3 separate regions of the Mus musculus genome follow, and regions 1 and 2 are each linked to region 3. The links are chromatin loops, found by intact Hi-C in ENCODE. Cell type or tissue: left cerebral cortex. All regions are shown on one strand. Links, peaks and the distances in the headings refer to the core of each region. The heading gives the core; the rest is flanking DNA. Region 1 holds the start of Khdc4 (KH domain containing 4, pre-mRNA splicing factor). Region 2 has its middle 21 kb from the start of Rit1. Region 3 holds the start of Gm40090 (a long non-coding RNA gene).

Region 1 (10,438 bases), core at 1,112-9,111, 80 kb after region 3:
AAATCCACCTGCCGAGTGCTGGTAAAGCCAATTTTAAGACAGGCAACTGACATATGAAGTTGTGTTGTTCTTGTTCAGCTGTTGGTGAGAATTTCTGGGTGTAGCTTCTGACATTCCCAGGAGACACAATGTCATAGCAAACTCCCTACCCTCTCTTTGGGAATATCTTTTTTTTTTAATTTTTTTAAGATTTATTTATTTATTATATGTAAGTACACTGTAGCTGTCTTCAGCCACTCCAGAAGAGGGAGTGGCTGATCTTGTTACAGATGGTTGTGAACCACCATGTGGTTGCTGGGATTTGAACTCTGGACCTTCGGAAGAGCAGTCGGGTGCTCTTACCCACTGAGCCATCTCACCAGGCCCGATGTGAATATCTATCTATCTTGTAGATATATCCAGTCTGGGCTTCTTAACTCTTTTTTTTTTTTTTTTTTTTAAAGATTTATTGGTTATATGTTAGTACACTGTAGCTGTCTGTCTTCAGACACTCCAGAAGAGGGAGTCAGATCTCATTACGGATGGTTGTGAGCCACCATGTGGTTGCTGGGATTTGAACTCGGGACCTTTGGAAGAGCAGCCGGGTGCTCTTACCCACTGAGCCATCTCACCAGCCCAGCTTCCTAACTCTTAATTTTGATTGATTGTGGTGTTCTGTTATCATCTCTATTTCAAAGAGTTTCCTTGCCGGGTATGGTGGCGCATGCCTTTAATCCCAACACTCGGGAGGCAGAGGCGGGTGGATTTCTGAGTTCGAGGCCAGCCTGGTCTACAGAGCGAGTTCCAGGCAGCCAGGACTACACAGAGAAACCCTGTCTCGAAAAAACAAAAACAAAAACAAAAACAACAACAACAAAAGAAGAGTTAAAAAGAGTTTCCTTGGGGGCTGGTGAGATGGCTCAGCAGGTAAGAGCACCCGACTGCTCTTCCAAAGGTCCTTAGTTCAAATCCCAGCAACCACATGGTGGCTCACAACCATCTGTAACAAGATCTGATTCCCTCTTCTGGTGTGTCTGAAGACAGCTACAGTGTACTTACATATAATAAATAAATAAATCTTTAAAAAAAAAAAAGAGTTTCCTTGATTTGGGGTGAGGACTACACTCTGGGTGATAGGATAGGTATTTTATTGGTGTTAGGAACTAAACTGGTTTAGTAAAGTGGCCTGTAGAGGAATTTTAATTCAGCACATGGCTACTCTGACAAGAGATTGCCTAGAGTACCTTCTAGGTCTGTGTGGTCCAGCTGTAATACAGACACACCTTTAATCCTAGGAGACAGACGCAAGCAGATCTCTGAGTTCAAGGACATCCACATATAGAGCAAGTTGAGGTAAAGAAAAACTTAGGTCCATTAAGGAAAAGCTTTAAGCCCAGAACTCAGGAGGCAGAAGCATTCTGATCTCAGAATTCTAGTTCAGTTCCATTCAATCAGTTCATGGAATTCAGAGGCAGTTTTACCAGGAGAGTTTTACATAGTCAGGTTGAAGAGAGAACAAGATAGACCCTGGTAAAGACAACCAAAATAGATAATGAGAAGAAGCCAGAAGATTAGAATAGATTGCCAGGGTTAGTTTAAAGCCTATCAGAGCAATTCACAAAGAAGTAGAAAGAAATCAGTCAACTAGGAGAGAAGTTTTAAGCCAGCCAGCCAGCCAAGTTGAACCAGGTAGCCAGAGTTCAGAAAGAACTAGAAAGGGAACACTTATTCAACAGTAAGTCTCAGAGGCTGAAATCATGCTAGGCCTAGATAAGATTGTACAGAGGCTAAAAGTTTTCAGGACCAGGCCTAGGTTAGCAGATCGAGGCAGTATGTCTCAGAGATGACAAGTATATCAGGTGAATAAAAGATACTTAGGTTTACAGTGGTGGTTGTAGGTTCACGTCCTTTCACATAGTATCAGCAAGACCTCTTAGAGAGAGAGAGAAAGACAGAGAGACAGAGAGGGAGAAGAGGAGGAGGAGGAGGAAGAGAAAGAGGGGAGGAGAGAGAGAAGAAAAGAGGAGGGGGAGGAGGAAGAGGGGAGGAGAGGAGAGAGAGAGGCAAAGGAAGGAAAGAAAGAATGTAGAATCAAAGTTGCTTTGCCATGCTGATTTTAGTCGAGCACATGACTCAACTATTCAAGCCTGGTGTTCTTCAGGCAAGTCTGTTTCCTCAAGACTTATTTACTTTGTGTGGTGTTGGCAACTGAACTTTGGACTTAACTCTGCTCCACACTGGTTCGTCCTGCAATTCTTTCCCAAGTCAAAAAAGCCAAAGACTCTTTGGAGTCTAGCCCTAAAAGATCAAGGGAGCACCTCTCACACTAGTGTGGTTGACACCACAGAGCAGTGTCTTCATCCCTACCACAAATGTATATTTATTTATTATGTGCCCAAACTCTCTATTATTTAGCTTTTAAGTGAATTTTTTTTTTTTTAAAGATTTATTTATTATTATATGTAAGTACACTGTAGCTGTCTTCAGACACTCCAGAAGAGGGCGCCAGATCTTGTTACGGATGGTTATGAGCCACCATGTGGTTGCTGGGATTTGAACTCTGGACCTTCGGAAGAGCAGTCGGGTGCTCTTACCCACTGAGCCATCTCACCAGCCCCAAGTGAATTTTATTCTATGAATTATGTCGGAATGTAAGTATTTCTATAAGCTAGCATTCTGGGTTTGTTTGCTTTCTGTTGGAAGAATACTTGCATAAACGTTAAGGATCTGTTTTTCAGATTCACCCAAAACTCCTTAGAATTCAAAGCTTTTCAGTATATTGAAGAGGCAGTCAAGTGTAAACACACAGCCCTCAGAGAAGGGGATTTCATAACTTTTGATTTTTAATCTCCATTATGACAGTTCTTAGATCAGAGAGCAACTTTCCTTGTGTGCTCCAGGGATCTAACTTACATCGTTGTTTGTCTACTAGCACCTTCGTCTGCAGGGCTATCTCTCAGTCCCTGGCTTCGTTTTTTTTAAAAGCTCCACCTCGCTGAGCAGTTTTTCTCCAACTTTACTTGTTTTATAACAAGTTGTCCAAGTGCTTACGAGTTTGCCAAAACCAATGTTTTTGCTCATGGCCACCAGAACAGCCCCCCCCCCCCCATGCAGCGGGCTGACTGGAGCTTCCTATCCCTAAGGGTGGGTGGGTGGGGGACCCAAAACAAAACAAAAAGAGAAAGAAAGAAAAGGAAGTTGTGCAAATGACTTTGGAAAGAATCATTTCCTTTTTTCATAAGCTGAATCGAGAAGTGCGCTGAAGTCGCCGGCAGGGTTCTCCTCCGCTACAGGCTGGGACTCCACGTGAGCAAAGAGAACGCGGAGAAAGTCGGCTTCATTTTCTGACTTGTCTTCCAGGCAACTCGCTTGCCCACAATAAAAATGGATTCTCCTAGCCCGCAACTCGCTTTTAAACCAGGCCCAACAACCATTTTTATTAAGGGCAAGAGAGCAAGCCGGAGAGTCGACAGGCAGGCACTCCTGTCACTGAGACGCCAGACGCTTTAAATCACCGAGGGTCCAATCGGAATCAAGAGTCCTCACCGGACCCGCCTTACCTCACGGCCGGAAAAGGCCGTGCGTCAGCGCGTTGGGCGGAAGTGGCGGGAGGGCGGTGGTGGGTAGTTGGCGGGTGGTTGACTGGAGCAGGCCGCCATGTCCGCAGGGAGCGCGACACATCCTGCCGCTGGCGGGTAAGGGCTTCGCGGGCCAGGCTGGGGGCAGCGAGCACGGGCCCGGGGCAGGGAGACCGGCGAGGCTGCGTGTGGGCCGGACGGGCCGTCTAGTAGGACGCGTCCGGATGCCGAGGCCGGGGTTCTGGAGAGAATGTTGAGCTGGCCTCGGGCGCCCGGAAAGAGGCCGGCCGCGGTGCGAGAGGGAAGGGAGGGAACTCGGAGCCTTTTAGAAGGACGAGCCAAGGAGAAGGCGAACGCAGAGCGTTCCCGGCCGAGCCGAGTCTCCGGATGGAAGTGACTGGAAAGGAAATGTTTCGTAAGGGGATCGGAATAAGGGGAGTGGGACTGAGCTTTAGATAGGAATCTCGGGCACGTCTCGGGACCATGGCAGGCGACGCGGGATGGAGTGTACGAAGGGGGAGACTACACAAAGGAAGGCCGTGGGCCTCAGGATTTCCCTTTTCCTACCTGTAGGCGCCGCAGCAAATGGGATCAGCCAGCGCCAGCTCCGCTTCTCTTCCTGCCGCCAACGGCCCCAGGTGGAGAAGTCGCTGGCAGCGGGGCGAGCCCCGGGGGCGCCACCACCGCCGCCGCTCCTTCAGGAGCCTTGGATGCCGCCGCTGCCGTGGCTGCCAAGATCAATGCTATGCTCATGGCCAAAGGGAAGCTGAAACCATCTCAGAATGCGGCCGAGAAGGTATTGCGAGCGCTAGACGCTCTGCGCTTCGGGATTTTCTTTTTCCTCCCCTTTCTTCACCTTTCAGTTGCTTGGTCATTGGGGTTAATGAAGATGAAACCGGTTAGAGTGAAGATCACGTTTGGGAGTATTTAGATGATACCTTGTTAAATTGTTCCTGCAAGGCAATGAATGGGCTTTGGTTTTTTTGTTTCAGGCAGAGACTCTGTATATTTAGACCAGGCTGGCCTGCTTGCAGAGATGCCTCTTGCCTCTGACCCCCCAAGTGCTGTGCCCCATCATTGCATCCTGAAGTCAGGCAGTTTTAATTGATGTAGTTCCCTTGTTTTGTTTTTCGAGACAAGTCCACGTAGTCTTGGCTGTCCTGGAACCGTGGTTTAGCCTCGAACTAATGGGGAGATATCCGTCTCTGCCATCTACGTAGGATAAGGACATGCGCAGCCACCACCTGGCTGGTCTTGTTACTTTTATGGACTAGTTTTTGTGCTTAGAAACTTAAACTCAGTTTTTTTTTATGGATATTTGAGGCAATATGTTTTTGATCCATGAAGTTCTGGTATATCAAGTCAGTGTTTTAAAAATACTCATTTGTATGTATGTCTCTCAAGTGTCATAGGATTTGGGGCTTGGCAATGTGAGGGATTGAACTAAGGTCATCTTGCTTGGCAGTAAGTACCTTTATGCTCTGAGCATCTTGTTGACCCTCAGTGAGTGTGTTGGTATGACACACACAGTGTTTGTCATCAGGAAATGACATAGCCGTGGTGAATGTGGGAGGTCGGAGGATAGCCTTGGTATCAGTCTTCACCTTCCACCTTGTTTGAGTCCCGAGTCCGGGTCTCTGTTTGCCGCTGTGTTTATATTAGGCCAGGGATTCCTCATCACTGTCTTCCATCATGCTGTTGGGGCATTGATATGACATGCCTGATGCGTGCTTTTTGGAAATTAAAACTCACATCCTCATGCTTGTGTGGTGATCACTCAAGAGCCAAAATATTTTTTAAAAAAATATGTCTTGTAGCTGGGCAGTGGTGGGACATGCCTTTAATTCCAGTGTTCAGGAGGCAGAGGCAAGTGAATTTCTCCCTGTCTCCAAAAAGGAGATGAAAAAAAAGCAGCAAAAAAAGTTATCTCTCATTAGATCTAAAATATATATTTTAATGACTAAACACAATGAAATATGAGCTAAAAGTGGAGAAATAAGTTGTGTTTTGATCTCAGACAAGTTGAGAGTATTATTTGGTTATTTTCATCTATTTACAGTGTAATTAAATCTTTAAACTGAAGCTTTGCTTTGCCATAAAGTGTAACAAAATGTTAAGTTTGTAAAAAGTTGAGGTGCTAGAGAGATGGCTCTGACTGCTCTTCCAGAGGTCCTGAGTTCAAATCCCAGCAACCACATGGTGGCTCACAGCCATCTGTAATGAGATCTGACACCCTCTTCTGGTGTGTCTGAAGACAGGTACAGTGTATTCACATAAAATAAATAAACCTTTAAAAAAAGAAAAAGTTGCATAAATACAGCCTCCTAGTGCTTGAATGAGGTGTATGGGTTGTTGTCTTCTTTTTACAATTTTACTCCATAAGTAGTCAACAAAGTGATCTGTGAAACATCATAACTCTGACCGTCAATTTATCTTCTTGTCTGTAGTTTGTATAATACTATAAAATTTTATTAGGTGGCTGAAGCATACTGATTGTTGTTGTTTTTTTGTTTTTGTTTTGAGGCAGTCTATCCAGAACGTGCTCTCTGTCCTGGAAGGCTACCAGGCTGACCTTGAACTTAGAGAGACCCTCTTTTCTCTGCCTCTCATACTTACCCCACAGTGTGCCTCCTATGCTTCTGCCTCCCAGTGCTATAATTAAAACTAATGGGAACTTTTAGACTTAAGTCTCTATCAGGTAATTTTACTATGTCTGTGGGCTTTTGCCTACATGTATATGTGTTCACCATGTATCTGTCTAGTGTCTGATTCCCTGAAACTGAAGGTCACAGATGATTGTGAGCTACCATGTAGGTACGGGGAACTAAACCTATGTCCTCTGGAAGAGCAGTGAGGGGTTTCCCCTATCCCTGTTTTTTCTGTATATCCATAGCTGTTCATAAACGATTTGTAGACCAGGCTGGCCTCAGAGATCCACCTGCCTCTTATCTCCCAAGTGCTTCGATTAAAGGTGTGTAACACCATACCTGGCTGACTGTCTCTAGCAACTCCTTGACATTTTTTAAAAATATTTTTTAAAAGTGTGTGCATGTCTCTGCATATCATGTATGTATGTATGTACACAGGTGCCATAGGACTACTCTGTGGAGTCTCTTCTCTACTTTATGTGGTTTTGGTCATTTGGGGTTTTTTGTTTCTTGACTGAACTTTGGCTGATAGATTGTGCATAGCAAGTGCCTTTACTGACTGAACTTGCCAGTCCTCTGATGCCATTTAAGTGAAGTTTTATTCCTTTTTTTATATCATTTGTGAAGAAAATCCAGCTAAAAACATTTTGTTGGTAGGCAAAGAAAAAATGGAAGGTAGGTGGCACTTGAGATAACTGTGAATCAGACAACTAAAATTATTATAAAGATTTTTAAATTGTTTTGTCTATTTTGTAGCTTCAGGCCCCTGGCAAAAGCCTAACTAGCAATAAAAGCAAAGATGACCTGGTGGTGGCTGAAGTAGAAATCAATGACGTGCCTCTGACATGCAGAAACCTGCTGACACGAGGACAGACACAAGATGAGGTGTGTGGGAATCGGGCACTTTGGGGAGGGTGGGAAGACAGTTAAGAAAGATGCTTCTGCACACAGGATTCCTGATTGGGGCTGGGTTTAACTGCAGAGGACAGTAACGAAACAGATGTGGAGGACTTCCCTCTCTGCGTTTGATACCATCAAAATTTCAGATAGAGGTCAATTTATACTTGGTGAAATGAATGGGAGAAGTAGTCTTCTGTTGAAATATCTTATACCACATTGTATTTTACATTTTAAAATTTCATAGTTAAATGTACTTGTGCCTTAGTCTTGTTTACCTTTTAATAGAATTTTGTGTCTTCTTTTAGATCAGTCGGCTTAGTGGGGCTGCTGTGTCAACTCGGGGACGGTTCATGACGACTGAGGAGAAGGCCAAAGTGGGACCTGGGTGTGTATCCTGTGGTTTGGGGACGGACAGGATGCCCGTGTCTTGTTTGCTTTTCTTAGGTAACCTGTGCTAAGAGTGTTTGGTTAGTAGCTTGAAGAGGAATGCTGTTAGATTTCATTTCACTTTTTTTTTTTAAATGATAAAAACTATGAAAGTTTATAATATGGTTAATACTTAAACATTTTTCCCCCCTCTTTCGAGACAGGGTTTCTCTGTGTAGCCCTGGCTGTTCTGGAACTCACTCTGTAGACCATGCTGGCCTTGAACTCAGAGATCCACCTGTCTCTGCCTCCCGAGTGCCGGGATTAAAGGCGTGCACCACCGCGCCCGGCGGAGTAGCTGAACTGTTAAGCTTCAGGTTTCACTGAGAGACTTTGCCTCAAAAAACAAAACAAAACAAGACATAAAACCTAAGAGTGGTCATTCTAGTCTAGAGATGGGTCAGTGGTTAAGAGTCCTTGCTGCTCTTGAAGATGACCTGATTTTAATGCCTAGTGCCACACTGTGATTTATAACTGTCTGTAACTCCAGTATAGGTGTTCATGGGCCCAAGTTTGCATATGGCCTACAGACATATGTGAATGGAAAAGGCTTATTATACACACATCTTTTTTAAAACAAACTTGAGGCATAACCACTGGCTTTCTTTATATCTTGTACACAGGAACAGAATCACACACACAGCCACACATACCTATCTCTTAACTATAGAAATAGTCTTTAAGTCTTAGTCATGGTAGTGAGCACCTTATGCATGCGAGACAGATGCAGGTAAATTTCTCTATGAAGCCTTGTCTGTGTAATGAGGTCCAGGCCAGTCAGTGCTATCTAGTGAGACCCACAAAAGGATTGTACTGTGTTTTAAGACCTACTCTCAGCCGGGCGTGGTGGCCCACGCCTTTAATCCCAGCACTCTGTAGGCAGAGACTGGTGGATTTCTGAGTTCAAGGCTAGCCTGGTCTACAAAGTGAGTTCTAGGACAGCCAGGGCTATACAGAGAAACCCTGTGGGGGTTGGGGGGACCTACTCCCATCTCCCATTGGAAACTGAACCTAGTGGTCTACATACTAACCATAGGCTCAAACCACTGAGCTAAATTCCCAGACCTTTCACATTTATTTCTTGGCTCTGTTACAGTTATAGGCTATGGTTACCTAGTTAATCTCAGTTTTAAGTTTCCCTTTTATTAATTAGTATATAAGATCTCTTTATACTGTCAGTTTTAAGACAGGGTCTCTTTGAAACTCTGACTGTCCTCCAACTTGGTTCATAGCTGACTTTGAACTCCTTTTCAGGATCCATTTCAAAAGTGCTGGAAAGAAAGGGAGAGGGGAAGGAGTATGTGTGTTAGTTCTCACATGTAAGGAGGCCACAAGTTGACATTGGGTGTTTTCTGTTACTTATCTTTTTGAGATACATGTTCTCATGGAACCTCCAAGGCACCATTCTGATTAGACTGGCTGACCTGTGAGCCCCCAGAATCTACACCAGGCGCCCCTCCAGGGCTTAGCTTTCATGGTGTTTACATTTAGTTCCTCATGTTTGTGTGACAGGCTTTTGTCGCTCTGACATATCACTACCTCCCTACTCTCTTCCTTAATGTGTGTAGGTGTGTTTATGTGCACAAGCCTTTTTTTTTTTTATAAAGATTTATTTATTTTGTTTATATGAGTACACCGTCGCTGTCTCAGACATACCAGAAGACAGCATCGGATCCCATCACAGATGGTTGTGAGCCACCATGTGGTTGCTAGGAATTGAACTCAGGATCTCTGGAAGAGCAGTCAGTGTTCTTAACCACTGAGCCATCTCTCCAGCCCTAGAGTATCTTTCTTTATCTTATATTTTTAGGTAGTATCTCTCTCTGCCTGTCTCTATTTCCCAACCTGGAATCATAGCACAGGTACTCAATTCCCAATTTTTGTTTTTGTTTTTGTTTTTGTTTTTGTTTTGTTTTGTTTTTGTTTTTTTGGTTTTTCGAGACAGGTTTTCTCTGTGTAGCCCTGGCTGTCCTGGAACTCACTTTTGTAGACGGAGGCTGGCCTCGAACTCAGAAATCCGCCTGCCTCTGCCTCCCAAATGCTGGGATTAAAGGCGTGAGCCACCAAGCCTGGCATTGCCCAGCTTTTTTTGTGGGTGCTGGGAATTTGAATTCAGGCTCACTTGCTTTCACAGCAAGCACTTCTACCTACCATGTTTACCATTTTACCAGGCTCTTTTTAAAAAAATTATTTATTTATTTATTATATGTAAGTACACTGTAGCTGTCTTCAGAAGAGGGGGTCAGATTTAATTACAGATGGTTGTGAGCCACCATGTGGTTGCTGGGATTTGAACTCAGGACCTCTGGAAGAGCAGTCAGAGCTCTTAACCACTGAGCCATCTCTCCAGCCCCTTTACCAGGCTTCTTAAGTATTTTTTTAAAATAGAGTTCACTTTGTTTTTTTTTTTTTGTTTTTTTTTGTTTTTTTTTTAAAGATTTATTTATTTATTATATGTAAGTACACTGTAGCTGTCTTCAGATACTCCAGAAGAGGGCGTCAGATCTCATTACAGATGGTTGTGAGCCACCATGTGGTTGCTGGGATTTGAAGTCCGGACCTTCGGAAGAGCAGTCGGGTGCTCTTACCCACTGAGCCATCTCACCAGCCCCCTAGAGTTCACTTTGTTGCCCTTTTGGCCTCAAACTGATGGTGATCTTTTCACCTCAGCCTTTCGAGTGCTAGGGTTATAGTTTGTTTGTTTGTTTGTGTTTGTTTTTTGTTTTGTTTGTTTTTTGGGGTTTTATCGAGACAGGGTTTCTCTGTGTAGCTCTGGCTGTTCTGGAACTCACTTTGTAGAGCAGGCTGGCCTCAAACTCAGAAATCCGCCTGCCTCTGCCTCCCAAGTGCTGGGATTAAAGGCATGTGCCACCACTGCCAGGCTAGGGTTATAGTTTTGAACCACCA
Region 2 (10,438 bases), core at 1,560-9,559, 130 kb after region 3:
GATAGTGTTAGAAGGAAGGTTAAAGCATTTAAGAACCACCATTAAAAATAGGATTTGAGTGCTGGGCGTGGTGGCACACACCTTTAATCCCAGCACTTGGGAGGCAGAGGCAGGCAGATCTCTGAGTTCAAGTCCAGCCTGGTCTACAAAGTGAGTTCCAGGACAGCCAGGGCTATACAGAGAAACCCTGTCTACAAAAACGAAAACAAAAAACCCAACAACAACAAAAAAGGATTTGAAAAAAATTAAAGTTGCATTCCCCCAAGCAGATATGGTAGAACACACCTTTAATTCTAGCATCCTGAAGGCAGAGGAAAGCAGATCTGTGTGAGTTTGAGGCCAGCCTGATCCACAATAGTAAGCTCGAAGCCAGCCAAGATCACATAAAACAAAAAGTTTGTTTTTAATTTTAAAGAGAAAGAGCCAGATGTAATGATGCACAAATATCATTCTAGCCATTGGAGGGTAGAGACAATAGAGACAAGAAGATAAAAGTCAGCCTCTCTGTAATGAATTCAAGACAAACTGAAAGTACAAAAATAGAGGTAACGGAAGAAGCAAATTGAAGAGAGATGACATCGAACCCAAGTTTGCATGTAAATACGCAATACACAATTTGTAGTGTTAGAACTTTGACAATTTCAATTTTTAAAAAAGATTTATTAAAAAAAAAAGATTTATGGGCTGGAAAGATGGCTCAGCGGTTAAGAGCACTGACTGCTCTTCCTAAGGTCCTGAGTTCAATTCCCAGCACGCACATGATGTCTCACAACCATCTGTAATGGGATCTGATGCCCTCTTCTGGGGTGTCTGAAGACAGCTACAGTGTAAACATATACATAAAATAAATAATTGTGTATATTTGTGTGCCTGTTAATTTGCATGCCCCACACTTTTGCCTGGTGGCTAAGAGCATTAGCCTCCCTGGAACTGGGATTACAGGTGAGTCACAATTATGAGTTCCCCTGATGTGAATGTCAGGAACTGAACCTGTTATTAGCGTTCTCACGCCCGGCCAGGAAGAACACAGCAAACCAGAATCTTCTGCGGCAAAACTTTATTGCTTACATCTTCAGGAGCAAGAGTGTAAGAAGCAAGAGAGCGAGAGAACGAAACCCCGTCCCTATTAAGGAGAATTATCCTTCGCCTAGGACGTGTCACTCCCTGATTGGCTGCAGCCCATCGGCCGAGTTGACGTCACGGGGAAGGCAGAGCACATGGAGTGGAGAACCACCCTCGGCACATGCGCAGATTATTTGTTTACCACTTAGAACACAGCTGTCAGCGCCATCTTGTAACGGCGAATGTGGGCGCGGCTCCCAACATGAACCTGGGTCCCCTGCAAGCGCAGAGCAGTTACACTTTTAACTACTTAGCTATCTCTCTAGTGCCTCCAGTCTCAGGTTAGAAAGAAGGACACATGTGCTAGAGAGATGGCTCAGTGGTTAGGGTACATTCTGCTCTTCCAGAGGACACCCACGGCTGCCTGTCACACCAGCTCCAGCAATGCCTCTAGCCACCATGGGCACCTGCACTCCACGATCATTCCATGTGCACACATGCATGCACACACACACACACACATACACACACACACACATGTGCAATTAAAAAATAATAAAATAGGAATTTTACTTATTTTTTGTTTCCTGGAACAGGCTCTTGATATGTAGCCTTGGCAAGGCTGATGCTTGTTGGTAGCCCAGGTTAGCTTCTGACTCAGTGGGCTTTACCTGGCTTCAGGAGGCGGGCACCACCACTCCCAGTGAACATCTTTTTGCTTTTTAACTTTCAGGAGTTAACTCTGACAATCACTTTAAAAGATGATTCAAGATTGGAAATGTTGGATTGTACTACTGTTAGATATGCTCAACTTGAAGATTTAAAATTGTTCCCTGAGTTTCATCAGCTTAACTGGTGCTGAAACGTAGGTGGTGTGGCCGTAAAGGAGGTCGCACAAAATGTTTGCTCTTTGATTAAGGATTCTTCAGTGTGCCCTCCAGATCTCACTGTACAAACTAATTTTATTTTCTTCCTAGTAATTATGAAGTAGGTGTCATTTGAATTAGGACCCAACATTAGCAAGCCTGTAGGACTCAGTCCTTCAGAGAACATTTCTCTGGTGGAGTGTGAATGATGCCTGTGCGTCTTGGTGAACTGTCTCTACCATGTCCCCTTGGGACAGGTGACTTGAATTGACTTGCTTCGTGTTCAGTAAGAGTTTGGGATCAAATCAAGCCTGGAGGAATTAACACAGCCTTTAGCTCTTAGCAAAATACAGTCAAACTGTACGTGACTAAAACCAGCTTCATAGTCCTGTAGTCCTTAATTGCTTCTTAACTGAAGGCTGCTGCTGAGTTGGGCAGGCAGAAAACATAGACTCTTTTATGAGAAGGCACTGCATGAGCCAGGAGTTCAAGACCGTTGTAGGCAACATGAGTTCCAGTCAGAAAGGAGAACTGGGGTGCTGGGGTGGCAGCCTCGTTGACAGAGCAGCTGCCTTCTGTGCAGGAGGCTCTGAATTCCGTACAGCCAGGCACAGTGTGGGTGCCCGAGTTTCCTGAGTAGGTGGTAGAGGCAGGAGGATCAGAAGTTCAAAATCATCCCCAGCTGTATAATGGATTTAAGGCTAGCCTAAGCAATATGAGACTGACTAAACAAACAAATATGGGCATGGCAATACACACCTGTAATCTGAACACTTGGAATCAGGAGTTCAAGGTCAGCCTGGACAACTTAGTGAGATCAGTCTAAATTTTGGTTTGGTTTGGTTTTTTTTTTTTTTTTTTTTTTTTTGGTTTTTCGAGACAGGGTTTTTCTCTGTATAGCCCTGGCTGTCCTGGAACTCACTTTGTAGACCAGGCTGGCCTTGAACTCACAGAGATCCATCTGCCTTGCCTCCTAAGACCCACCACCACTGGGGGGCGGGGGAACCAATATAAAGAAAATCACCAGACAGACGAGACAGAAAGGGCTTACTTCTTGGGATGTTCTGAAATTCCTAATACGTTTTTTTTTCTTTAAAAAAAGTTTTAAACATAAATCTATTGCAGGTATTATTATCATCCCCCTTCCTTTTTTTTTTTTTTTCAGCTGACCAAATTTTAAAATAAAGTTGCGTTGAGACAAAGTTACTGAAATTTTAGTTTTGTCTCGGAATCACTTTTTAAAAGTGTGTGTGTGATCCTCAGCGCATGTGATGGCATCATGAAGTCACCCAGTTTTCTGAACAAAAGCTGCTGGGATGGGGACACTCCACTTCCTGCCCTGGCTGGAGATTTAGTGCAATGTGTTCTGAGCCAGAACACATTTAATTAGCCCTAACACCTCCCACTGGACACCTGCCCTCAGAGGTTTGTGGAGGTGAAGGACAAGATCAGTGCCACGGACAGGGGCAGCATAAAAACTGCTCTCAGCCCCTTAGCTGCATCTGTGCTGGCTGGAAGGCTTCTCACGCACCTGCCCTGAAGGATGCCAAGAGACTGGGAATATGGCTCAGTTGGTCTGACCACAAGGGCCTGGTTTCTAAAACCCACATTTACAAAAATCTGTATGTGGTGACTCTTACTTGATGCTGGTACTGATGAGACAGAAACAGGCAGGTTCTAAGGGCTTGCTGGACAATTAACCTAGCCATCTTGTAGAGCTGTAGGCCAGTAAGAGACCCTGTGTGAAAACACACGGTTGGATGGTACTCAAAGCTGACCTCCGGACTCCTTGCACAAATAAATGTGTACACACAGAGAAGCACTTGGAGAGCCTCACCTAGACTCCCTGACCACACCCACTTTCACTTTTCTAGAAAATTTGTGGGGCACTGCCCATTACCATTACCACATGACCCTAAACAACTCCCAGTTTTGAGTTGGACCCAAATACTTCACACAAATTCTCTACCACTGAGTCACACCCCTACCTCACAATGTCCACTCCATTTTGTTGCATCAGTGTCAGGGATCAAACCCAGGGCTTCACAAATGCTAGGCATGTGCTATACCAGGGAGTTCTGTGCCTGGCCCTCGGCCAAACTTCTTTTGAGACGTGGACTTAGAATAAGAAAGGAAATATGAAGCTTTTTATGTTTGCTCTGAACCAGCTTCTGGGAGGATACTGTGTCCATTGCCTTTGTGCCGTTATTGAGCCCCTGCTGCATGCAAGTATTGACAGCGGGGATTAGAAGGGAACACACCAAGCTGGGCATGGTGGTGCACGCCTTTAATCCCAGCACCTGGGAGGCAGAGGCAGGCAGATCTCTGAGTTCGAGGCCAGCCTGGTCTACAGAGTGAGTTCCAGGACTGCCAGGGCTACACAGAGAAACCCTGTCTTGAAGAAAAAAAAGAAGAAGAAGAAGAAGAAGAAGAAGAAGAAGAAGAGAAGAAGAAGAAGAAGAAGAAGAAGAAGAAGAACAAGAAGAAGAAGAAGAAGAAGAAGAACAACAACAACAACAACAACAACACACCATTCTCGAAGCTTTGCTTCTGTGCTGTGGAGTGAAAAATTCTGATTCTGAAACGCAAAATGTGATGAGAGATTCAGATAAATGTGATGAGAGATTCGGATCCACCCTGGGAGTAGGGGCATGGGGAGAGAGCCGACTGTCAGCCACTCAGTAATTGGTCACTAAGTGCTAGGCTGGAAATGTCTGAGAGGACACTTGACGGAAGTGCGTCTACACAACGGCAGTCACCTGGGATGTTCTTGAGGACACTGGCGTGGAGAGTCTGAGTACAATCTCACTTTCATTAATTCCCATTCACTTAAAAAAAAAGATTTATTTTTATTTATATGAGTATACTGTAGCGGTCTTCAGACACACCAGAAGAGGGCATCAGATCCCATTACAGATGGTTGTGAGCCACCATGTGGTTGTTGGGAATTGAACTCAGAACCTCTTGGAGAGCAAGTGGTCAGTGCTCTTAACCTCTGAGCCATCTCTCCATGCCCCCCCCAACCTTCACCTTTTTAATTTTTGAATTACACTTACTTATCCATCATTTCAGGTGTGGGACTGGCATGGCATATAGAAGTCAGGAGTCAACATGTGGGAGTCAGTTGTCTGCTTCCACCATGAGGTTCCAGGGATTTGGTCACTCTTCAGCCTTGGCAGCAAGCAGCTATACAAAGTCATCTCACTCTTGCGCGCGCTGGACTTGACCAGCTGCAACAGGATCCTTCTGCACACGTTTATTGGGAGAGCTTGATTGCAGAGGCGAAGAGACCCCGAGCCCAGAACTGGTGCTGCTTTTATAGGCCTAGGAGAGGCGTGTCTCACACCCGGATTGGTTATGCACTATGCCTCATTTGCATGTTCCTCATCTGATTGGCTACTCTCTCTCTCTGTACCTCACAGAGCCTCATTATCATACCTCATTTGCATGTCTCACATCTGATTGGTTATACTCTCAAAGCCTCATTATCATGCCCGGGCCAGGCAGTGTCTTTGCAAAAAACTTTACTGCATATGTACACATTGGTTGTTTGTCCAAACTTATGCGTGGTGGCCAGCAGTAGCCAACTGCCACTCTGCAACTGCCACTCTGTAACTGCCACTCTGTAACTGCCACTCTGCAACGGCTTCCCACATCTCACCATTAGGGTTTGTTTGTATCTTAAATCTCCACCATTAAAATGGTTGAAAAATACAAGGCCAGCTTGGTGATAAAGGCACTTCCTGCCAAGCCTGACAACTTGAGTTAGGTTTCTGCTATGTGGTAGGGACAACCAGCTCCCTGGAGCTGGAGAGATGCGTCAGAGGTTAGGAGGCTACTCTTTCAGAGGAACCAAATTCAGTATCCTTTCCGCACATTGCTGTTCACCACCCTCTGAACTCCAATTCCAGGGGTCCAGTGCCCTCTTCTGGCTTCCTCGGGCACTGCACATACACAGTGCACAGATGCAGACAAAATACATAGAAGAACCAACTTCCAAAAGTTGTCCATGAATCTCCCCATGTGTATGTTGGCACACAGATGACAGCACTTTACCTGTGCTGGGACTGCAAATACAGAGGCAATCAATTTTATAAGTCTTTGTGCTCAAAATTGTTTTTAGAAAAATAGCTGCCAGGCCATGGGACAGAAGAAGCCAGCAGCCCCGGCACTCAGGAAGGACAGGGGTTCAAAGCAGAGGCTGGCTTTGCTGCAATGAGACTCCCATCTCCAAAACAGGAGAGTGGAGTAGGGGAAGAGCTGTTTGCATGTCAGAAGCCACTGTTCTTGAGGCTTTGACTGACGCAGTAGCTGCTTGCCTCTGTCAGTCACAAGCGTCAGCACGCCACTGAGACCAGGTCGGGGCTTTCCTAGGAAGGCTTTGGCAAGGAATGGGCAAGAAAAGTATCCCGAGGGGGGAGGCAGGAGGTCCAGGAAGAAACAAGGTTGTGTCCCGCAATCATGCATGCCCACCCCGGGGACACACTGTTCCTCTCCAGCACCAGTGCTTACTTCCCCAAGGACTCGACATCTCCTCAGGGCAGTCCTTCAGCCACAATGACCCCTCCTCTCTTTCAAAATTGATTCAGAAATCCCTATGACAGAGATTGGTCCAGCCCAGGACTATAAGGAAAATTGATATTAACCTTGAAGAAATTACTTAGGGGATGTCACCTTGTTTGAGGAGAGGAGAAATCACTCTGGGAGTTAGTTGTTGGTTTTGTGAGATGGGTCTTATTTCTTGTTCTGTAGCTCAGGCTAGCTGAGAGCTCACCTGCACTGTGCTCCAGGTCCCCAGCTTTCACCCATGAGCTGTCTCTCATGTTGGGGTGGACTTTGATGATGCAGCTGTCTTTCAGTCATTTCTGCTCTTGTTAAGTTATCCCTTACCCATATCTCCTTAGGTAATCCCAGAATAAAATTCTTTGATTCACCAACCTGGACTTTGGTAGTGGTATAGTAGGCTCCTTATTTGGGTGAGTATGTTGTGTATCTCCCAGGAAAAGTCTGTCACACTATACCCAGTCCTCTTTATGTAATTGGATGCCATGTTTGTGAGAGATGAGTCTCACTTCTCATTCTGTATCTCAGGCTAGCCGAGGACAGCTCATAGCATCCCCTTGCCTATTTCTCCCAAGTGTATGACTGTATCATGAGAGTGCCTGGTGCCCACAAAGGTCAAAAGAGGATGTTGGATCTTCTGAAACTGGGATATGGGTGGTTGAACCCAGATCCTCTGCAAGAGCAACAACTGATCTTAACTGCTGAGCCATCTCTCTAGCGCCAACACCCAGTCCTTAAAAAAAAAAATAGTTGGTGGGTTGGAGAGATGGCGCAGAGCCTAAGAGCACTGGCTGTCCTTTCAGAGGTACCGAGTTCAAGTCTCAGCAACCATGTGGTGGCTTGTAACTATAATGAGATCTGGTGCCCTCTTCTGGCCTGCAGGCCTACACACAGGCAGAACACTGTATAGATAATAGGTAATAAAATCTTTTTTTAAAAATTAATATTTAGAAAAAAATTAGCATGGTGACACACACCTTTAATTCCAGTACTCAGGAGGCAGAAGCAGAAGCAGGAGGATTTCTATGAGTTGGAGGTCAGCCTATTCTGCATAGAGAGTCCCAGGACAGCCAGGGCTATATAATGAGAACATAATCTATAAATTAATTAATTAATAGAAAATAAAATAAGAACAAAAGGAGGTGGGATTTTCCCCAGCTGTAACCTCAGGATTCAGAAAGCCAAGGTGAGAGGATCACTGTGAGTTACAGACCAGCCTGGAATATAGAATATAGAGCAAGACTGCTGAAGTGGAAACTTAAGGGTTCTTTGGAAAGTCAGTTGTTTTGTGTCACGGCACTCTGGTGGAGTCAGCTTGACAAAGCGAAAGCTGGGAAGCTGGTTCATGAAGCAAAGAGTTTCAAGGAAACCCCCTTCCCGGGGTCTGGCATTTTCTCCCTAATCTATATAAACCATAAAATTAATTTTTCCATTCCCGCATTAGTCTAGTGTATGGATCCACGTGCTCTTTATTTAGTATTACCTTATTGTAAATGCCTTTTAAGATTGTATCCTGAATTAGCTAAAGCCTTTCCCAGTGTTCCAAAATTCCAGTTAGCAGCAAGGAGTTTAACCTATTCAGTAACTAATTAAGCACTACAATAAAATCATAGCCATTAACTCAGTTGTCTATAGTAAGAGACTAAAATTCTCACTAAGATAAAAATTTCATTACAAACTACATTCCATACCAAGAGTAAGTTAATACACTATCCTAGTAATGAGGATCCTTCAGACAAGATAATTAAACAAGGCCTAGAGAATTTCGGGGTCAGTGACACTACATTATTCTTGAGGCGTGTCAAGAGTTAACAACCCTGGTGCTATTAACACTAAGTGTAAAACTCTTGCCTGGCAGAAGGTGCTAATCTCTAGTGTAAACATTTATCTGGTCCCTACAAATTCCCTTTGACATCACTCCCCTTGCATCTGTGCTAATCTCTAGTGTTAAACATTCATCTGGTTCCTTTTGAAGTCACTCCTTTTGCACCTGGAAAAATTCAATGTGCCTTATTCTGTTATGATTTGCAATTTACTCTGTATTATAAAAAGTCTGAGGCTTGACTGGAACATTACATTCAGATCCAACACCTTTCTTGTGTGTGTGTCTGTCTGTCACCCCATCCGACTCTTTGCCCATCTGCTTAAGAGATCCCGTTCCACGAAGACAAGGGGCCCAGAGGGTCTGCGGCAGTTTTAGATGGTGTTTTGCTGGGGCAAACATGTGAAAGAGTGTTTTCCTGAAGTGGCCAATGTTAGCAGCAGCAGCAGCTCAATCCACTCGCAAACACTTCATGGATACACCAGCAGTCCTGTTGGGTAGAGTCAGGATAGTAAACACGAATCAGCAGTGGTGGTACCAACTAGCAGAGACAGCCAGGCCTCAGCCTTCACACAAGTCAGCAGGAGGGGCCAGGGCCAACAAGCATTGCCCAGTTAGCTCTACACGCAAGCCAAGCTCAGCCTCCGACGATAGCCGGTGAGTTCTATTTGTACCCTCCAAACATCATGTGTCTTCCATGGATCTTGTCACAGTGTGTGAGTTTGTCTCAGTCAGTCTGTCAATCAGCCCAAGTCCAGGAAAGCACCAAATACGCTGTGTCGTACCACCAGAAGTTTTTTGGTGAGTTTCTCTCTATGGAGTCCCGACATATGGAGCTTAACTTCAAGATGTAAGGCGGACCAATTGTGTGTCGTTAGCAAAGAATCCTTCATCGCGTGTCCTTTCACGTGCTTGCTTTAGCAGAATGCCCTCTCTACTGTGTCTGCTTCAGTGAAATGTTCCTTCATGAGTCTGCCTTAGCCTCTCCCTTGTGTCCACTTTAGCTAAAAGTTCCTTCACGTTTGCCCCAGCAAAACACCATCCAACCGACTTTCCAAAGAACCCTTGTTTCCAATTCACTGTCTTAAAACTAAAAAAAAAAAGAAAAAGAAAGAAAGAAAAACTGATGTGAATGACTCTGAAAGAACAGAGCTTCTGCTGCTGGTTTTCTCTGTCCCTTATGGGGACACTGTTCACCCAGCACATTAGGAAAATGAGTTCTGATGAAAACCCAGCAGTCAGGAAGTGGAGGGAGGGGACAGTGAGCTTGAAATCAGCATAGTCTAAAAATCAAACAAACCAAGAAAAAGAGTGAGGCACTCCAGCCTCCATCCTCTGGAGGCAGAGAGGCCACAGCCACCTTCTCAGCATCTCCTCCCTGGAGTACTGCCCAGTCCTGTTTCCTGTTTCTGCAGAGCACCTCAGAGTTCTAAGTGTACATTTATCACAGTGATGTTTGGTTAATGCCTGTCTCCTGTTAACCATCTCTAACAGGACTCTTGCTTAGCAATGGCTCATATCCCCTAAGACTCGCATTTAGTGAATTACCTGTGTTGGCTTTTTTGTTTGTTTGTGTTTTGTTTTGTTTTCGAGACAGGGTTTCTCTGTATAATCCTAGCTGTCCTGGAACTCACTTTGTAGAATAGGCTGGCCTCAAACTCAGAATCTGCCTGCCTCTGCCTCCCGAGTGCTGGGATTAAAGGCATGTGCCATCACACCCAGCTGTGGGTTACCTTTTTGGGGCTGAAGTAAGAACGCAGAGGGAGCACTGCCAAAAAAAAAAAATTCTTTTCTTCGTTTGTATTGTTTGAGACCTGGGACAATTTTATTAAGAGTGTAAGAGAAGCCAGGCAGTGGTGGCACACACCTTTGATTCCAGCACTTGTGAGGTAGAGGCAAGCGGATTTCTGAGTTTGAGGCCAGCCTGGTCTACAGAGTGAGTTCCCGGATAGCCAGGGCTACACAGAGAAACCCTGTCTCCAAAAACCAAAAACCAAACCAAAACAAACCAAAACAAAAGAGTGTAAGAGAAAACAGGGCAAGCAAACTGCAAACTGTGCAGCCGAGAGGAAGGGTGATGGGGGAGGAGAGAAGTCCTGACAGTGAGAACGCCCTGCACACCAGG
Region 3 (10,438 bases), core at 913-8,912:
CAGCACTGTAGATGTTAACAAGGCAGATATGGCCTTGACACCTAAGGTTTGCCGTGATCTATCCTAAAGGACCCCTCCCGCCTCCTCCCTTCCAGGGCTCTGAGCATTAGACAGGCTGTTCTTTTCTCTTCTTCCTGATAACTTTGCACACAGCGGTGTTAGTGTCTGACTGTGACTTTTTATTTTCTCTTTTTGTCTCAAGATAAAACTGCAGGTCACCTTACACAATGCCTATTTCTGCTTCTGTCTTTCTAGGTCTTCACTCCAGGAAGCCCTAAATAACATAACAGTGGCAACAATAGAATGTGTTCCTAGCATGGGAGTTATGTTAATTGCTTGATGCATGTTGCTCTCATTCATTCTCTCTCTCTGAGAACGGGTCTCTCTATGTAGCCCTGGCTTCCCGGTAACTCTCTACACAGACCAAGATGGCCTCTGCCTCGAGTGTGTGTGTGTGTGTGTGGGGGGGAGAGGTGAGCACCTCTGTGCCCAGCTATCGTCAGTATCTTAGCATCCTTGATATTCTCGTAGGATAAGTAGATAGGTGTCTTTTTTTGGGAGGTGGGGGTGGTTCAAGACAGGCTGTGTAGTTCCGGCTGTCTTGGAACTTGTTCTATAGACCAGGCTGGCCTCAAATTCACAGAGATCTCTCAGATGGCCTAGTGCTGGGATTAAAGGCATGTGTCCCCTCTCCCCCCACCCCCACCCCCCGTTAAACCCTAAGTGTCTTTTTTTTTTGTTGGTTTGTTTTTGTTTTTGTCTTTTTAAAAAGATTTATTTATTATATGTAAGTACACTATAGCCATCTTCTGACACTCCAGAAGAGGGCATCAGATCTCATTACAGTTGATTGTGAGCCATCATGTGGTTGCTGGGACTTGAACTCAGGACCTTCAGAAAAGCATTCAGTGCTCTTACCCGCTGAGCCATTATTCCAGCCCCCCCCCCCAAGTGTCTTAATCATGATTCTATTTCTGTGAAGAGACAGCATGATTGAGGCAACTTATAAAAGAAGGCATAAACGGGGTGCGGGAGCAGTAGCTGAGAGTTTATGTTTGATTCACAGGCAGGAGACCGAGAGAGGAGGTGGGGAGACACTGGAGCTGGTGAAGGTTTTGGAAACCTTAAACCTACGCCCAGTGACACACCTCTCCAACAAGACCCCACCCATTATTCTTTCCCAAACTGGGGACCAAACACTCAAAATATGAGAGTCTATAGAGGCTCTTTTCATTGAAACCACCACAGTGAGGAATGCCATTCTTGTATTTTCTAAGACAAAAGTGAGAAGAGAAAGAGGAGGAGGAGGCAGTAACAGAAGCCCAAGACCATTCCTGCTTAGGAAGGTTGTACTTGTAAACCCAATTAAACCACAGTTACACCTGAAAGAAGCATGGGGTTGGCTTTGAGCGACAGCGCCCCCTGCTGCATACATTTAAAGTTCTCCCCCTAGTTGTTAGTCATTGGTCAGCAGCTTAGTCAATGAAGTCACCAGAGAGGTGGAGACAGTCCAGGGCAGTAAGGGGTCAGGAAGATAAATCAAGGGACAGCTTAGTGTTTTTTCCTGCCCTGTTACTTCATTTCAAGCGCCTGTTTTAGAATCTCCTATGTGTGTCACCGGAAACAGAGATGTGACCTCATTGTCTACTTCCTTGTTTCTTCAGCCATTTCCTGAGGAAAGCGGTCTGGGGAAGGTGGGAGGGAGCAATGGAGAGAACAAAGAGAGAGCCAACTCCTGGAAGGTGTCCTCTGACCTCCTTAAGTACGCTGAGCCACACATGCATAAATAATAATAAAGGAGCCACTTGTTTGAGCACCGTTCCACAGCACATGCGTGGAGGTCAGAGGACATTCGGGAGTCTGTTCCCTGCGTCCACTGTAGGATCCAGGCATTGAACTCAGGGAGTCAGGCTTGCAGACAAGTGCCTTTACCCACCAAGCCACTTCACCAGGCCCACATAAGGACCTTTTCCCATTACATTACCAACCTAGTAGCTTTTCTCTTCTCTTGGCCTGACTCTAGCCCCACTCAAAGTCAGCCTGCATCTCCTGTTTTGCTTTCTGGAGACTCCCAGTTAGTAATGTGTGCTGGCCCACTGGTAGACAAAAGTTTTTTTTGTTTTTGTCTTTGTTTTTATTTTTGCTGTGTTGTTGGTTTTGGGTCTGTTTTTTTGTTTGTTTGTTGTCTGTCCTGGAACTTACTATGTAGATCAGGCTCTTCTTGAAGGCCCAGAGGTTTGCCTCTGCCTCCTGAGGGCTGGATCTAAACTTGTGCACTGCCTTACTCTTCCTGGCCAAAGATTTGATAAAATTTCTCTTGCAGCATTTGACAGTTATGTGTGCATGCGCGCACACACACACACACACACACAACTATAAGGACAGACTCAGTATCTGCAGTATCTGCTTTTCTTAGCATGGCTGTTTTCAATATAGATGCTCCATGAGGGATATTAATGAGCAAACAAGAACTTCTCTTTATAGTTTTCATTCTGAAACAAGGTTTCACTGTGTCCTTTAGCTTTCAACTTGCTTTAGTGCGCACAGTGGCCTTGAACTCTGGATTTTCCCGTCTGCCTCCTAAGTGCTGAGACTGCAGACATGTGCCGCCTCTGCCAGCCAGGCTCTCTTCACTGGAAAGAACAGTGTATTAAGAGCTAGAAAAGCCAAGTTCTAGACTTGACCTTGCATGCAGCGGACCTCATGATCCTGAGGCAGGCATTCTTTGCCTCTGCCTCTGTCTCAGCAAAGGGAGGGGTAGGAGATGCTTAGCAGCCTGGCTGTGGAGATGTCCCCACTCCAGGATCTTTTCTTTCTTTCTGTAGTTCTGGCTAGCCCGGAACTTGCTACGTAGACCAGGCTAGTCTCAAACTCACGAAGATCAGACTGCCTGTTTTTAGAGTGCTGGGATTAAAAGTGTGTGCCACCCACACCCAGCTTCTTTATTTCTTTAAAAGACAGGGGCCTCAGGCTGGAGAGATGGTTCATCGGTTAAGAGCACTGGCAGCTCTCCTAGAGGTCGTGAGTTCAATTCCCAGCAACCACATGATGGTTCACAGCCATTTGGAATGGAATCTGATTCCCTCTTCTAGCAAGCATGAAAACAGAACACTTGGCTGGCAGTGGTGGCGCACGCCTTTAATCCCAGCACTTGGAAGGCAGAGAAACAAACAAAGAAAAGAAAAAAAGAAAACAATATTAATATACATAAAATAAATAAATAAAACTAAAAAAAGGAAGTAAAAGACACAGCCTCTTTCTTAATACAAGCTAATATGAAATTCAACATCCAAGCCAGCCTAGCCTGACCCCACTCAGGGCCATCCCCATGAACCTCTTGAAGGATGAGAATTACAGGCCTGTAGCACCATGGCCTCCAGGGTTCTAGAATTTTGCTCACCTCTTTCTTTCTTTCTTTCTTTCTTTCTTTCTTTCTTTCTTTCTTTCTTTCTTTCTTTCTAAGATTTATTTATTATTATACATAAGTACACTGTAGCTGTCTTCAGACACTCCAGAAGAGGGCATCAGATCTTATTATGGGTGGTTGTGAGCCACCATGTGGTTGCTGGGATTTGAACTCAGGTCCTCTGGAAGAGCAGTCAGTGTTCTTACCCACCAAGCCATCTCACCAGCCCTCACCTCTTTCTTCTTGATTCAGGGCTGTCTCCGAGTACCTTCCATGAACAGATCGGTCCCAGGGGAGCCCTTCATAGGTGAAGACCCAGTGCCTCATGGTCTCCCTCAGTGCTGCCCAGCTGCTGTGGAATCCAGAGAACAGCTGGAGGAAGTGGAGGGGAGGGAGGAAAACCAGGAAGACAACAAGGATGGCTTCCACACATCACTCCTTAGAAGGTCCGGGGCTTTCCGTGCCCGCAGTTACACTACTGACTCCTTCAAAAGACACAGTTGGGGGCCTGGCAAGGAGTTCCAGGATCCAATAAGCAGGTGAGTCCCCAGGGCACCTTCTGACCCTCCCTTGCTCATCTGTAGACCTTGGGAAGAGTGTTCAGAAAGGCACATCCTGGTGTCATTGCCCCACCCCCACCCTGCCACCAATCTCTCTGGAGAGACTCGGATCTCTGAGGAATGAACGGAGTGGAAAGCTCTCCTGGAGAATCACAGCCCAGCCTGTGAACAAGCTTGGGAAATATGGAGCTTCTAAAACAGGGGTCTCCACAGTGGCACTCATTCCCACGGATGGCACCACCAGCAGGTGGGCTCGGGAGGAGAACTGGGTGGGCACCATCTGAGTTCCATAGCCCCACACAACGGAGCAAAAACGACGACGACGACAACTTGGAGATCATATAATCTAGCCTCTTCATTCTACAGCCAGAAAATAGGTCCAGAGAACGTTTAAGAGGCTTCTTAATGTAAGTGGGTACTGTTCCCCAGGTGTCTGCCACGCTGCTGGCTTCAGACTGAGGCGGACCTGTCTCTTGGACAAAGCTGCAGCCAGAAACAGCAGGGGTTTATGTTTACTAGTTTGTCAGTTGGTTTTTGTTTTTTGAGACAGAGCTTCAGGTAGCCCAGGCTAGTCTCTCTCACGTACTGAGATGATAGAGATAGGCCACCCTGCTTGGCTGGGGACAGCTGCCCTCCCTCAGAGGTCTGCATATTCTTAGCAGGTTTGGGGAGAAGGACCCACGTCTTCCCTATCTCCTGGAAAATCCCTGACCACTTCCCCCAAATAGAGGAAGTTAAAAAGAGAAGGTCGGGGGAGGGGATTGTTCACATGAGTCCGAAGTGAGTCCAGCCCTCCCTCCCCCCCCCCCCCCCCATCCTACCAGCAAGGGTAGTCTCTTGACCAGGGCACGGTCTTCTTAGACATGCCCTTATCTCTGGTGAGTGGTTCAGCATTCTTCAGCTGTTGGGCATGAGCATGGACGGAGCAGGGCAGCGGCGGCGGGGAGTGGGGGTGGGGGTGGTCCTGGGACTTTGTCCCAACGATGGTTTTGTGGGAACTGGGTGAACAGCAATATCTTCCCACAAGGCTAGCTTGAGTGTCTTTTGTGACGTCTGCCTACAGTTTGAGTGTCTTTTGTGACGCCTGCCTAGATTCTCTGGGTGTCTCATTGTCACCACATTAATTCTGTGCCTCGGGTGCAGAGGGATGGAGCGCTGGCTTTCCCGTCGCTGAGATAAAGATGTTGTCACCTGACACCAAACCAGGAGACTTCAGCTTGCCCTGCCCCTCCGTCCTTTCTGGAGGGTAGTACCGCCTTTGTACCAGCAGGGGCCGCTCTTGTCCGAAGTCAACTGTGCTGAGACCGAGCCATAGTTTGGGTCTGAGTTGTGTGAGCCTAGGCTAACAGGAAGGGCTGGGCTGGGGGGCAAACAACAGGGCTGGGCTGAGGAACTGTTCGTTCCTGGTGCCCATCACTGACTACTGGCTATAAGGGTTGTGGTGGCAATGTATGTTTCAGGAGGAGACTGCAGTCATCGGAATGCCCAGGCTCCCAGGAAGCCCCCTTTCTACAGAGCCTCGAGGAATTGGGCACCCCTCTGGGAGCTCAGCAGCAGGAGCAGCAGCAGGGGCAGGAGCAGCAGCGTGGCCAACCCTTTCACCGGGTATGACAGATAGACCCCAGCTCCCCCTCCTGATCCTTCCCTGCCAGCAACCACTCTGTACTCTTCTGTTCCATCAGCTCTCTGTGCCCGGACCTAGCTCGGGCTCCATCTGCGCCCATCTGAATCTATCTTCTGTGGCCCTCTGTCTGCTTCCCTGTCTATATGCGCTGTCCCGGTCGCTTGGAAGCCTGCCTCTGTCTCTTTCTGTAACACTGTTTCTTCATTTCTATGTCTGTCTCTCTGTATTGATGCGGGTATCTCTGTCCCCTCCCTCTTTAAAGTCCTCTATCTCTCTGGAGGCTATGACCACTTCTTTCTGTGGGCCCTACAGTTCCCAGAGTTAGAACTGGACTTATCTGTGGGAATAAACTAGGCATCTGGTACCCTGAAAGACTCAGTAACTCTCTAACCAGAGTTTAATAGGAATAGCAATTGAGAAAGAATACAGAGCCTAGAGTGTAGGTGATTGCTGTGGTCACTGTATATCAAGGGTGAAGCCCTGTGCTTAATCCCCAGCAATAAAGGAGGGCCCTGGGAAGAGGGAGGTAGAGAGGACCCAGCCATTGCTCAGCTTTCTGGATGAGGAATATAACTGGGGAGAGCTGTCCCAGGATCTAAGGACCACCTAAGACACACAGGCTTGAGAGAACCCCCTGGCTTTGTAAGCTAGTGTCCTTCATGCTCTCAGCCCCAAGCCTCACGGATGAAGATTCCCCCCCCCCCCCAAACGCCCCTGCAGCTGGCAGATAACATGCCAGGCATGTAACGTGACTTTGGAAAATAGCTTTTCTTTTCTTTTTTATTTTTTTTGGTTTTTCAAGTCAGGGTTTCTCTGTATAGCCCTGGCTGTCCTGGAACTCACTCTGTAGACCAGGCTGGCCTCGAACTCAGAAATCCACCTGCCTCTGCCTCCCAAGTGCTGGGATCAAAGGCGTGCGCCACCACACCCGGCTAATAGTTTTTCTCTTCTGATTCTCTTCCTCTTTTGCCCAGACCCCCTTTCCCCTCATATGACTTAGCCCGTTTTAGTATTGTGATTTCGTCTCTCGTTCCCCTGAGGCTCCCCTGTTTATTGTGTCCTTTCTCCCATTCATCTGATCTATAAGACCTTTCCTTAATAGTCTCTGGGCCTTAGTGTTTGGGGTTCTTGTTTTTCCTTTTTGTGGTACTCCTCCAGAGCCTGCAGACCAAAAGTCTGACTCACTAGGGCTAGGCAGGGGCTGCAGACAGGCAGACAGATATTTATAAGCACAATCTCTTTCCACAATTGACCTTTTCACACTGTAAAGGAATTTACAGTGTGTGTGTGTGTGTGTGTGTGTGTGTGTCCATGCATGCATGCGTTCATACACAGGTGCATGCAGCCAACTCCTGGCTGGTTGCTGGCATCTGAATTTCTGGCCCTCTCACTTGCAAAGCAAGCACTTTCGTGACCACCCAGCCACCTCTGCAGCTCTGACCTCCTAAACTACAACTTGCCCTTTGCTCTCCAGCTCACGGCAGCTACGAATACTCTTCTATTTTCCCTTTGCTTTTGAGTTTATTTTATTTTATCCCAGATAGGTCTACTTATGTAGCCCAGGCTGACCCCCTTCATTCCTCCTGCCTTTGCCTCTTTAGCTCTGGGATTGCAGGCACACACTGTACTTTTTCTGCTTTGCTTTTGTTTATAAAGACTGTGTAGCCTTAGCTGGTCTGAAACTTGAAGTGTGGACCAGGCTTACCTCCAATTTGTGCTGCTTGTCCTGATTCTTAAGTATAGAGATCATATGCATGAACAACCACCTCTAACTCTGGCTTTTTTTTTTTTAATATGAGATTTATAAGTAACAAAACCAAAACCAAAACAAACAAAAATACTTCCCAAGACTTACAACATCATCAATATCTTCATCCCTGCTGACTGGCTGACATGTTCTTCCTCTCCTTCCTTCCTCCTTTTCTTCTCTCTCTCTCTCTCTCTCTCCCCCTCTTTCCTTTTTAAAAATGTGTCTATTGAGACCGGATGGCACAGACTGGCCTGGAACTTCTTATAGAACAGGTTGGTCTATAAAGGATTTCCAGACTGCCTTTGCTTCCCAGTGCTGGGATTAAGGTGTGCCACCAACCTCAGACTAACTTTTTTCTTTTTCCTTTTTTTCTCCTTTTTTTCTTTTTCGTTTTTAATATCCATCTAATTATGTGCCTGCACATACGCACATGTGCCACTGTGTCTCTGTGGAAGTGGGAGGATAGCTTTCAGGTGTTGGCTTTCTCCATCCATTATACAGGCTTTGGTCAGCGCAGGCTTTATTCACGGATGTCTCTTTGGGGCTCCCCTTTTCTTCATTTCCTTCCTGCTATAGGTAACATCATGATGAATTTTATCATTCCCCTTTATAAAATTTGTTTTTTTAAACAGAAATGTATATTTTACTGACAACATAATATGTTTTTAATGGCTGAATTTTATTTATTTATTTATTTATTTATTTATTTTGGTTTTTCGAGACAGGGTTTCTGTGTGTTACCCTGGCTGTCCTGGAACTGGCTATGTAGACCAGGCTGGCCTCAAACTTAGAAATCCACCTGCCTCTGCCTCCCAAGTGCTGGGATTAAAGGCGTGTGCCACCACTGCCCGGCTTATGGCTGAATTTTAAAGCAATGATGATATTTTATAAAATGTTTTAGATTCTTCTTTTTCTTTGTTCTGTTTGAGACAGAGTCTAGGCTGACTTCAAGCTTGTGATCTTCCTGCCTAAACTTCCTCTGTACTAAAGTTACATGGGTGTATCCTCACCCCAACAACATAGCTTACAAGCAACTCTTATTTAATCTCTGTGTTGTTGCAAATTGTTACAGCCATTCATTCATATTTTATTTATACTTCCTTTTTGAGACAAGAGTCTTATGTAGCCCAGGCTAGAGTGGAAGTCTCTATGTGGTGGACGATGACCCTGAACTCCTGATCTCCCAGTCTCTATCTCTTAAGTGCTGAAATTATAGGCATACAGCACCTTGCTGGTTCCCTGTGGTCCTAGGGATGGAAGCCAGGGCTTTGGTGATGCCGAGCAGGCACTCTACTGACTCAACTACATCCCTACATCTTTAACCCTATACTTTTCCCCTGTAAGTTTATTATTATGGGCAGCATACCAAGGCTCACTCATGGAGGACAGAGCATAACTTTGTGAGCTTCCTTTCCCTCCACCATCCCATGGGTTACAGGGATGAGACCCAGGTGCAATCTTGACACACGACACATCACCTGCACCAGCCCTTGCTGTGTTGGTTATTTTTTGTTTTTCTAGAGTATTTTTTTCCCCTGCAGCCCTCACTGTTCTGGAACTCACTCTGTAGACCAGGCTGGCCTCAGATTCACAGAGATTCACCTGCCTCTACCTCCCAAGTGCTGGAAATAAAGGTGTGTACCACTGCTGCCTGGCCACTTTGTTTTTTAATTGTTTATTTTATTTTAATCTTTTCTTTTTCTTTTTTTTCCTTCTTTTTATTTTTTTAATTTTTTTTTTTTTGGTTTTCCGAGACAGGGTTTCTCTGTGTAGCTCTGGCTGTCCTAGAACTCACTTTGTAGACCAGGCTGGCCTCAAACTCAGAAATCCACCTGCCTCTGCCTCCCAAGTACTGGGAATAAAGGCATGTGTCACCACTGCCTGGCTTATTTTAATCTTTCATATTCTTTTTTTTTTTTTTTGAGACAGATTCTCTATATTATGTATCTCTGGCTGGCTTGGAACTCCTTATGTTAGACCAGGTTGGCCTCAAATTCACAGAGATCTGCTTGTCTCAGCCTCTGAGTGCTGGGATCAGAAGCATTCACTGCCACACTCGGCTCAATTTTGTTGCCTTTGAGACAGGGTTTCTCTGTGTAGCCTTGGCAGTCCTGGGATATTTTTTATGAACTAGGCTAGTCTTGAACTTGGAGATTTGACTGCATCTGCCTCCTGAGTGCTGGGACTGAAGGCGTGCACTGCCACGACCCAGTGTACCTGGTCTTTTTTTTTTTTTTTTTTTTTTTTTTTTTTAATGGTATACATATGTTGTGGGTATATGCAACTAAGTACCATGTTTGAGAAGGGCAGAGGAGGGGCTTGGATTCCTGGACCTGGAGTTACAGGTGATTGTGAGCTGTCTGCCAACATGGGTTCTAGGAATAGAACTCCAGTCCCCTGCAAGAGCAGTGATCACTCAGAAAGGCAAAGCCATCTCTTTCCAGCCCTAACCTTTGTTGTTTTCTCTCTCTCTCTCTCTCTCTCTCTCTCTCCTAAATATCTCCAGTCCATAGATGAACAGTGATAATAATGTCTGGGCAGATGGGTTACCTACTGGTGAAGTGTCTGCTTGGACACAGAACTGATAAGATAATCAGCACAATTTTTAGCTCACCCCAGCTAAAATTCTCAGTAGCAACTGACACATTGTATGGGTATATAAATGTTTTCTTTTAAAAGCATTTTCAACTTATTTATGTGTGTGCCTGCATGTATGTCTGTGTCCCACATGTGTGTCTGGTGCCTGTGGAGTCAGAAGAGGGTATTGGATCACCTGGGACTGGAATTATAGTTGTGAGACATCCTGTTGGTGCTGGAACTCAAACCTGGGTCCTCAAGGAGCAGCCTGTGCTCTTAACACTGAGTTTCTTTCCAGCTCCTTGGTTCTGGCTGTCTCTCTCTCTCTCTCTCTCTCTCTCTCTCTCTTTCTTTCTTTTTCTTTCTTCCTTTCTTTTTTTCTTTCTTTTCTCATTCTTCCTTCCTTCCTTTTTTTCTTTGAATTATTTATTTATTTTATGTATATGAGTACACTGTAGCTGTCTTCAGACACACCAGAAGAGGGCATCAGATCCCATTACAGATGGTTGTGAGCCACCATG

What was found. Peaks named below come from ENCODE experiments on the same cell type or tissue, not always from the same donor. Only the 100,000 strongest peaks of a DNase experiment are listed, where the experiment ranks them.
Region 1: a loop joins it to region 3, with 5 times the contacts of the local background. A loop is called at or near these places in 4 of 42 quality-filtered maps.
Region 2: a loop joins it to region 3, with 2.0 times the contacts of the local background. A loop is called at or near these places in 16 of 42 quality-filtered maps.

Annotation. Positions count from the first base shown.
Region 1 is chr3:88,682,214-88,692,651 of GRCm38, forward strand. Khdc4 (KH domain containing 4, pre-mRNA splicing factor) reads left to right here and starts at 3,574. Exons shown (of 14, transcript NM_028814.4): 1 at 3,574-3,674; 2 at 4,131-4,353; 3 at 6,962-7,090; 4 at 7,411-7,490. The coding sequence starts at 3,637. In left cerebral cortex, for the core only: CTCF peaks have their summits at 2,422, 2,621, 4,142, 5,838 (motif pointing left) and 1 weaker place; DNase peaks (open chromatin) are centred at 3,483 and 4,070; H3K4me3 peaks cover 2,731 bases; H3K27ac peaks cover 1,814 bases.
Region 2 is chr3:88,732,996-88,743,433 of GRCm38, forward strand. No RefSeq gene overlaps it. Among named protein-coding and RNA genes, the nearest start is that of Rit1, 21 kb to the left of the region's middle. In left cerebral cortex, for the core only: CTCF peaks have their summits at 5,855 (motif pointing left) and 7,359 (motif pointing left); a DNase peak (open chromatin) is centred at 5,839.
Region 3 is chr3:88,602,369-88,612,806 of GRCm38, forward strand. Gm40090 (a long non-coding RNA gene) reads right to left here and starts at 5,029. Exons shown (of 3, transcript XR_003954655.1): 1 at 4,788-5,029; 2 at 3,640-3,778. It also overlaps a transcript of Arhgef2 not described here. In left cerebral cortex, for the core only: CTCF peaks have their summits at 1,428 (motif pointing left) and 5,228 (motif pointing right); DNase peaks (open chromatin) are centred at 1,430, 4,631, 5,225 and 5,646; H3K4me3 peaks cover 816 bases; H3K27ac peaks cover 668 bases.